3 separate regions of the Homo sapiens genome follow, and regions 1 and 3 are each linked to region 2. The links are chromatin contacts, found by Hi-C or POLR2A ChIA-PET in ENCODE. All regions are on one chromosome and are shown on one strand. The core of a region is the stretch at or near the end of the contact, and the rest is flanking DNA. Distances in the headings are between cores, read along the strand shown.

Region 1 (2,801 bases), core at 10-2,509, 400 kb before region 2:
TGCCATTCTCCTGTCTCAGCCTCCCGAGTAGCTGGGACTACAGGTGCCCGCCACCACGCCCGGCTAATTTTTTTGTATTTTTAGTAGAGACGGGGTTTCACCGTTTTAGCCAGGATGGTCTCGATCTCCTGACCTTGTGATCCGCCTGCCTTGGCCTCCCAAAGTGCTGGGATTACAGGCGTGAGCCACCGCGCCTGGCCTGGGATTTCAATATCTTAAAAATCCAAATCCATTGGTGACTCTTTCCCTGTTTTGCTCACCTTCCTCACAACTACCTTGAGGCAAAGTCACTGAGGCCCAGAGAGGGCAAGGGAGTTATTGGTCTGGGTCTTGTGGCTAGTGTGAGGCGTGTTCAGTTCTAAATATGACCCAAACACTTTAGGTTTTATTATTATTATTATTATTATTATTATTATTATTATTATTATTACTACTACTACTATTATTATTTTGAGACAGCGTCTTGCTCTGTCGGCCAGGCTGGAGTGCAGTGGCACCATCTCGGCTCACTGCAACCTCCACTTCCCGGATTCAAGCGATCCTCCTGCCTCAACCTCTGGAGTAGCTGGGATTACAGGCATCCGCCACCACGGCCGGCTAATTTTTGTATTTTTAGTAGAGACAAGGTTTCACCATGTTGGCCAGGCTGGTGTTGAACTCCTGACCTCAGGTGATCCACTCACCTCGGCCTCCCAAAGTGCTGGGATTACAGGCGTGAGCTACCGTGCCCGGCCAGGTTTAATTCTGATGATGAAATTCTGTTCCTGTTGTAGAGCAGCAAAGAATTATTTGAAGCACCTATGGAGAAATGCTGGGTACCATTTCCCTGTGGGGACCCTAGAAGATCTAGAGGAGGTTCGGCAAGAGGTTCAAAGTGGGGGCTCCCATCAGCTGGAGTTCGGGTGCTCCTGCAGGAGGGGCCCTCCTAAGGACAGCCTAGGGCATGGGCAGCATGAAGACCGGGTTGCTGGGGCCCTGGTTAGCCCCACTACCCCCAGTTTTGGTGGCGATTATCCTAGAGTCTCAGTTCGGGTCAGACGAATTGTTCTGTCCATGTCCCTGTGAAGGCTCCGTGTGGCGAGACGCAGGGCCTTGGGCAGGTTCGGGCTGGGGATAGGGAGAGCTCCCAACCTTGGTAGTGGCTCCAGATGCCCCCCAGGTGAGCCCAGCAGAGTGGACTGCCAGGAGCAGCTCTGGGCCGAAGAGGGAGACAGTGTCCGCGGCCTCCCAGGAGGTGGCGCCAGAGGATTAAGTCGCCAGCGGTGGGCGGGGCTGAAGAGTCGGGCTGTGGGCGGGGCTAATAACGCCGCCAGCTCCCGGAAAGCGCTAGCCTCCGGAGGCCGGCCGTGGGTCGAGCTGAGGCCGCTCGGGAGCGGACGAAAATCTCCGGCAGCGCGGGGCCGAGCGGGGCTGTGGGCAGGGCTAAGGCCGTGGGGCCGGCGGGCGGGCGGGGCGAAGCCCGCGAGTAGCCCAACCGCGGGGAGCCAGTCCGAGCGCGGCCGCTAGCTGGTGGTGTAACTAGACTTGTCTTCTCTCCACCACTGCCGCACAGTCCCTGAGGGCATCGGGGCGAGTGTAGCTGCAACTGGGGAGCCTGTGATTCGCCAGTGCCCTTCTCCCTAGGCAAGGGAAGCGAGCAGGCAATAAGAGGGGCGAGTCTGGGGCCCAGGCTTCCGCTACCGAGACCCCAGTCAGCAAACCTTTAATTCAGAGGTGGGGAACCAATAAGGAGCCCTCCTGTGCGTACTCCCTCGCCTTAGCGTTTGCCTGCCTCCAGGCCCCGTGCCCCGCGGAGCCAGCGCGGGACCTGCACACGGTATAGATAGAGCTCAGCGCTTGCAGGGCCTCTCTGTCTCTCCTTCCTCCAGCCAGAGAGCTCCTGAGGGCACCGCCTAAAGGGGGTAGCCTGATAGGGTACTGTGAGATCTGGGAGGGTACTGGATGGAGATGAGGTGCCTCCACTTGTGTGATTGGGTCCCCCTGCTTGGCACTAGAAGCAGACGTGGGATGAGGCTGCTGGCGACTTACTCTTTCCCTGAGTGGGGGTACCCTGAAACCCCAGGAAACACCTTTCCCAAAGCAGTCTTCACAGCTCTAGGCATGCATTGGAACAGCAGGGACATCCAGTTGGGAGCTGGCCAGGGCCAGGGCTGAGGGTGCTGTTGTCTTCTGTCCGCATGGTGTCGCATCCTTAGGCTATAGAGGGCAAAACCAAGTTTGGAGCCTGCCAAAATGGTCCAGAGCTCACGCCAGACCAGCTCCCTTTCTAGGGAATTGGAGCCAGTAGTCTAGGATCACTTCCCACTTCCGTTGCAAAAGGTCTTGAGAGAGGCCGGGCCTAGCGGCTCACGCCTGTAATCCCAGCACTTTGGGAGGCCAAGGCGGGTGGATCACCTGAGGTTAGGAGTTCAAGACCAGCCTGGCCAACATGGTGAAACCCCGTCTCTACTAAAAATGCAAAAACTAGCCAGGTGTGGTGGTGCACACCTGTAGTCCCAGCTACTCGAGAGGCTGGGGCAGAAGAACCGCTTGAACCCGGGAGGTGGAGGTTGCAGTGAGCCGAGATCTCGCCACTGCATTCTAGCCTGGGCGAAACTCTGTCATACAAAAACAAAAACAAAAACAACAAAATCAACGTTCAGTTGGGACTTACTGACATTATAAAACCTAAACAGTTAATTTTCTTCTGCACCGTGGCCTGGCCACAGTACAAACTGGATAATGTCAGTTACTGAGTTACTGGCCGGAAAGTGGCACTTTCAAGCCCCAACTTCAATGCAATCGTTTTTTTTTTTTCTTTT
Region 2 (2,899 bases), core at 180-2,679:
AAGTGATTCTCCTGCCTCAGCCTCCCGAGTAGCTGGGATTACAGGCGCCTGCCACCAAGCCCGGGTAATTTTTTTTTTTTTTTGCGACAGTCTCCCTCTGTCGCCTAGGCTGGAGTGCAGTGGCGCTATCTCGACTCACTGCAAGCTCCGCCTCCCGGGTTCACGTCATTCTCCTGCCTCAGCCTCCTGAGTAGCTGGGACTACAGGTGCCCGCCACCACGCTCCACTAATTTTTTGTGTTTTTAGTAGAGACAGGGTTTCATCGTGTTAGCCAGGATGGTCTTGATCTCCTGACCTCGTGATCCACCCGCCTCGGCCTCCCACAGTGCTGGGATTACAGTCGTGAGCCACTGCGCCCAACTTCTTTCTTTCTTTCTTTCTTTTGAGACGGAGTCTTGCGCTGTTGCCAGGCAACAGTGCAGTGGCGCGATCTCGGCTCACTGCAACCTGTGCTTCCCGGGTTCAAGCAATTCTCTGCCTCAGCCTCCTGAGTAGCTGGGATTACAGGCATGCGCCACCACGCCTGGCTACTTTTTGTATTTTTAGTAGCGATGGGGTTTCACTATCTTGGCCAGGCTGGTCTTGAACTCCTGACCTCGTGATCCACCCACCTCGGCCTCCCAAAGTGCTAGGATTACAAGCATGAGCCACTGCGCCCGGCCTTTTTCTTTCTTTCTTTTTTTCTGAGGTGGAGTCTTGCTCTATTGTCCAGGCTGGAGTGCAGTGGCACAGTGTCGGCTCACTGCAACCTCTGCCTCTGCCTCCCGGGTTTAAGTGATTCTCCTGCCTCAGCCTCCCGAGTAGCTGGGATTACAGGCACCTGCCACCAAGCCCGGGTAATTTTTGTATTTTTGGTAGAGATGGGGTTTCACCATGTTGGCCAGGCTGGTCTAGAACTCCTGACCTCAGGTGGTCCACTCGCCGCGGCCTACCAAAGTGCTGGGATTACAGGCGTGAGCCACCGCGCCCCGCCAACCAGCTGGAGATGGCTTAAACTTACTCCCGAAGAAGCTCCCTTCCATTTCTCTCACACTAACGGACAATAAGGAGGCCTCGAGCTAGGCAGGCCAGGGCCGTACCCGAGCTGCTGGCAGGGAGCAAACCTCAGGAAAGTCAAGCCACCAAAAAACTGTAAGCCTCAATCAACTGAGAGGAAAGCACAAGAGGACCAGGTGTCACAGGGCAGAGGCCAAACCACAACTCCCAGCAGGTCACGCGGAGTAGGGCGGGTAAGCGCGCCTTCTTATTGGATGGCGATGGACAGCGTGCTCTTACGACCCACCCCAGAAGGCAAGTCCCCTGCGCGCGGGGCACGGCGGGAGTAAGAGTCTGCGGGACCGGCAGCTGTACTTCATCTCCCAGCGGGCCGAGCGCTGAAGGCAGCGGCGCGGCGCCTTTGTGGTAGCAGTGGCCCCGCGCGGAGGAAGTTCCGGTGTCCGCGGCGCTGGGTCGGTGGCGGAGGCTGAGGAGAAGGAGGAGCGGGCCGTGGAGGCTTCGCCGCCTAGGTAAGGGCCCGGGACTGGAGGGGAGGCGTGCCAGAGCCTGCCAGGGAATAGCCAGCAGACAGGCCCGCTCTAGACATCGCAGGCCCGCGCAGCCTGAAAGCTGTGGCTTCAGTGTCGCGGGGCGGCTGCGGCCTCGCTCGGGAAGAAGACCAAGCAACGGTGAGATGAGGGAGGCGCCGCCCGTGGCAGGAACGCCCCGGAACCGTCGCGGGCCTGGGGCGGGGCCCGGCGCGGCAGTAGATTACCGGTCCCGCCGCGGAGCGGCCAGCTGTGAGGCTGGGGCCGGCGCGTGGTTGCGGCTCTGTGCTCCTACTCTTCGGAGCTGTAAGCGGGCTGTTCTTGCGGTTTTCCTGTTTCAGATCCAATTCTGTGGCATCACTAGGAAGGGAGCTCTTGTGCTTAGCACGTAGCCTCGTCCTCAGACTTGGACAGACACAAGGGAGGCTCCGCTGGACCGGAGGGCACAAGAGCTCCGAGCCCGGTCGTCGGGGCGGTAGAACCTGGAAGCGGGAGAGTGGTCTGGTGGGTTCTGCGCCCGTTAGGCAATGAAGGAGAAGGATGTTTTATCGTATTCACGCTTTAGATTCCATTAGCGGTGTAAATAGATGTTTTTCTCTTTATTTTAGAATTGACGTTAGGCGAATGGGTTCAACTTTGGGAATGCCTTTTTTTTTTTTTTTTTTTTGAAGGAAGGGCCCTGTTTCGTAGGGTACATAAACCGTGAGCGTAATTGTATTTTTTGCATATTCCAGGTTTGCTTGTGAAGGTCAGAGTAGCCGGATTTAAGTGAAGGAGTTCAGTAGACATGCAGACATGGTCACCTGGTTCATTTTCTGAACCCTGGATTGTGCCCTCGGCTTGCTAGTTTCCACCTTCCTATTGAGAAATGCCACCAGCGTGAATGATTTAAATATGTCACCATTACTGAATTTGTGAGGTCTCTAACGAGAGGTGTCAAGAGCTGGTGCGTGATGGTAGGACTGGCAGTGAAGAAAGTAACTAAATAATATGTTACCATTTTGGTGAAACACAAAAGTTGAATTTGAACCTTGTCTCAGAAACTAGCATCTAACTAGATACCTAACCTGCAGGACAGGTCCCAGGTCTCTCTGGATAGTTGTAGCACCTTTCCTTATAGAATTCTATTACCAGGCCGAGCCTGGTGGCTCACACCTGTAATCCCAGCACTTTGGGAGGCTGAGGTGGGGAGTTCGAGACCAGCCTGACTAACATGGAGAAACCGCGTCTCTACTAAAAGTACAAAATTAGCCGGGCATGGTGGCACATGCCTGTAATCCCAGCTACTTGGGAGGCTGAGGCAGGAGAATCGCTTGAACCTGGGAGGCGGAGGTTGCGGTGAGCTGAGATTGCTCCATTGCACTCCAGCCTGGGCC
Region 3 (3,174 bases), core at 42-2,541, 390 kb after region 2:
TTTGCCTGGGGTTTGGGGTCTACTAGAAGAAAGTGGGAAGTGAGGTGATGGGTGGGCAGTGCTACTATGTCAGACCCCCAAGAAGAGAGCCCACACCAGAGCACACCATCCAGGCAGCCACCAAGGCCAGTTCTCATCCTTGATTTGTTCAGCAAGGGCAGCCATTCTAATATCAGGACTTTGCCTTCACCCAGGACTTCTAGAGTGGGCAGGGTGGTGGCCTGGGCATGTTGGTCTCACTCCAGAAGATGCTGCTGGCCCAGTGTCAAAGACTGAAATAGCAGAAGCCTAAGCTAGGAAGAAGCACAAAGGAATGAAGGCTGCGTCTCCCCTGACCCCACACCCCAGGTGGCTGGTGAATTGCCACTGTTGGGTCTTCCTGGTGTCTACAGCCAAATCTCTAGCACAGGGAGCGCCCATCTCCAGGAGCCCACTAGAGCCAAGCCAATCTGGTACTCTTGTGCGGGCCTCTGGGAGACTGGGCTGGGGGTTGGGTGGGTAGGTCAGCGCTCTGGATCTGGAGAACATAACTGGGTGAGGGTCTTTTTTCCTCAGCCTCACCCCCAATACTGAGGCCTATCCCTGCTTTCCCAGCCACTACGCTCAAAGGTTCAGCCCCACTACTGTCAGGAAAAGCAGCCTAAACAGAGGGTTATTATCCCCTTGGAATAACTGGGGGGGAAAGGGAGGCTAGGACCCTTCAGTATGCAGGCTGAGCCGGAAGGGATGAAAGGAAGAGATCTTATGGAGGTCTTATGGAGGCCCTAGCTTAGCTTTACCGTGCGGAAGGTCCGACCAGTGACAAGCCTCAGGCCCACTCTTCCCTAGGGAGACTTTCAGAGTGGCCAGGCCGCCAGGAGACCACTGCCCGGCTTTCTCCACCCCCAGCTCCAATGAGGCTCAAAATATGGGGGTCGTCCTGGCTTGGCTGTAGTGGGGTACAGCGGTGGAAGTTCCCCCGTGGCGCGGGACGCCTGGCCGCCCGCCTGTTCCCCCCGCCAGGGTGGAACCCATGCCCTTACCCGCGGCGCGTGAATACGAAGGGGGGCACAGCTCGGCCCCGAGGCCGCACCAAAGCTTGCTCAGCTCCTGCTGCCTCTGAGCCGCCGCCTCCGGCCGCCGAGGCGAAGGGCCACAGGCCCCGAGCTTTGGACCCGCTGGCGCCCATGTCAGGGCCGCCGGCGCATGGCGGGCCCCGTGGCCGCTCTGCTCACACCGCAGTCCGCACTACCATAACCTGCCCCAGCCGCTGATCGCAGGTGCCGCCGCCGCCGCCTTCCGCAGGCTCGGCTGTCTCCACGGAAACCTCACTTCCGCTTCCGCACGCTGCCACCTCTGATTGGCTGTTGCTCAAGTCGTGGGGGCGGGACCAATGGGCGCCCTTAGATGCTGGGCATCCCAGCATGCGTTGCGAGATCCCAGGTCCCAGCAAGCGCGATCTGACCAGCTGGGACAGCTCCCACCGAGGAAAGTGGTGGCCGTGAGTCCTCCCGGTCTTTTGGGTGTATTTGGCGGCTCTGACGTCCCCCAACACCTGAGTTCAGGCCTAGCAGGACTTCGCAAGCACCAATCCTCAAACCTGCACTTCAGGGCCTAAGGCCAGACCGCCGGGTGCCCATCTGGCTTCTATTTTCACAGCTGTATTTTTGCGATTGCCACGCTTATGTGAACTAACCAAGTTGAAAGAAAATTAAGGAACTGGCCAGATTCACATAGTTACATTCAGTTCTGAAGAACTTCGAATTCAGTGTTTTCAAACCCAGCAGAGTCCATGCTTAATGAAAGCAAGAATTGTTAACAGCTATACCCTCGGTATCACGAGCAGTGTCTGGTCCACGGTGGCAGCTCTGTATTTGGTGAAGGAGTTATGCCACACCTTCTCCCAGAGCGTGGTGTGTGTGTGTTGAAGGGATGGTTTTGTTTTTTTTTTTTTTTGAGATGGAGTTTCACTCTTGTCGCCCAGGATAATGTGCAGTGGCACGATCTCGGCTCACTGCAGCCTCTGCCTCCAGGGTTCAAGCGATTCTCCTGCCTCAGCCTCCCGAGTACTTGGGATTACAGGCATCTGCCACCATGCCGGCTAATTTTTTTGTATTTCTAGTAGAGACGGGGTTTCACCATGTTGGTCAGGCAGTCTTGAACTCCGGACCTCAGGTGATCCACCCGCCTTGGCCTCCCAAAGTGCTGGGATTACAGGCCTGAGCCACTGCGCCCGGCCGTTTTTTTTTTTTTTGAGTTGGAGTCTTGCTCTATCGGAGTGCAGTGGTGTGATCTCCACTCACTGCAACCTCTGCCTGCCGGGTTCAAGCGATTCTCCTGCCTCAGCCTTCTGAGTAGCTGGGACTACAAGCGCCCACCACCACGCCCAGCTAAATTTTTTTTGTATTTTTGGTAGAGATGGGGTTTCGCCATGCTGGCCAGGCTGGCCTCGAACTCCTGGCCTCAAGTGATCTGCCCACCTAGCCCAACCAAAGTGTTGGGATTACAGGTGTGAGCCACTATGCCCAGCCAGTTTCCCTAAGTTCTAACTGCAGTCCATTTTTGTCTCCACCACAACCTGAGCCCCAGGGAGCTGAGTGATGACCAAGTATGTATGCATACTACATCTTCACAAATTGGTCCATGGTGACTTTGCAAGACACCTGGGAGCCTGTCCATCACCCTTGGCAACTTCTGGCACCATGAGGGGCAACTGCAGCTCTGCGCCTATAATAATAAAGAGTCCAGGCTGGGCAGGGTGGCTCACACCTGTAATCCCAACACTTTGGGAGGCCAAGTTGGGAGGATCCTGGGCAACACAGAGAGACTCATGTCTCTACAAAAACTTTATATGTATAAAAGATTCCAACAGCAGGAGGATCTTGAAATCTTTATTGAGCCAATTCTCTCAGGCCCCAGGCCCTGATGATGACTGTCACCCCAACCCCTTTCCCCACAGGAGGCATTCAGCTGAGGCCACCACACATTACATACATTCACGCACTTCATAAAAAACACCTGAGGGAGAGACCCTGGCTTTGATTAGCAAATAAGGTATGAACCTGGGCCAGTGCCCACATTCACACAGACCCTGGCCCAGGGACATCCTCCTCATATGAAGCATTAAGGCACATGCTGTACTGTGAGCCAGCACTCCCTGACCTCAGGGTGTGTGAGGAGTTGGCACTGTAGAGA

What was found. A loop is a pair of places that touch in the nucleus more often than their neighbours do. ChIA-PET counts read pairs that join two places held with the same protein, here RNA polymerase II (POLR2A). Pooled maps may share reads with other maps.
Region 1: a pooled map shows a loop between it and region 2 (7-fold over the local background). The contact joins the enhancer-like site here to the promoter of RBM6 in region 2. A Hi-C loop is called at or near these places in 6 of 50 pooled maps. POLR2A ChIA-PET finds 5 or more read pairs at or near these places in 3 of 52 experiments (AG04450, Caco-2 and naive thymus-derived CD8-positive, alpha-beta T cell).
Region 3: a pooled map shows a loop between it and region 2 (6-fold over the local background). The contact joins the promoter of TUSC2 here to the promoter of RBM6 in region 2. A Hi-C loop is called at or near these places in 1 of 37 single-sample maps with no recorded cell type and 7 of 50 pooled maps. POLR2A ChIA-PET finds 5 or more read pairs at or near these places in 5 of 52 experiments (Caco-2, GM12878, HEK293 and 2 more).

The regions. Positions count from the first base shown.
Region 1 is chr3:49,538,597-49,541,397 of GRCh38, forward strand. No RefSeq gene overlaps it. Among named protein-coding and RNA genes, the nearest start is that of BSN-DT, 14 kb to the right of the region's middle. RefSeq lists a silencer at 1,367-1,596. Within about 2 kb of position 1,260, at least 24 of the 41 ENCODE cell types and tissues checked have a DNase peak (open chromatin) inside an H3K27ac peak, as active enhancers do.
Region 2 is chr3:49,938,721-49,941,619 of GRCh38, forward strand. RBM6 (RNA binding motif protein 6) reads left to right here and starts at 1,430. Exons shown (of 21, transcript NM_005777.3): 1 at 1,430-1,505. RefSeq lists enhancers at 1,060-1,582, 1,291-1,350, 1,381-1,430, 1,461-1,520, 1,583-2,104 and a silencer at 1,661-1,860.
Region 3 is chr3:50,326,932-50,330,105 of GRCh38, forward strand. TUSC2 (tumor suppressor 2, mitochondrial calcium regulator) reads right to left here and starts at 1,292. Exons shown (of 3, transcript NM_007275.3): 1 at 1,023-1,292. The coding sequence starts at 1,168. RASSF1 (Ras association domain family member 1) reads right to left here. Exons shown (of 6, transcript NM_007182.5): 6 at 2,857-3,174. RefSeq lists an enhancer at 1,427-1,536.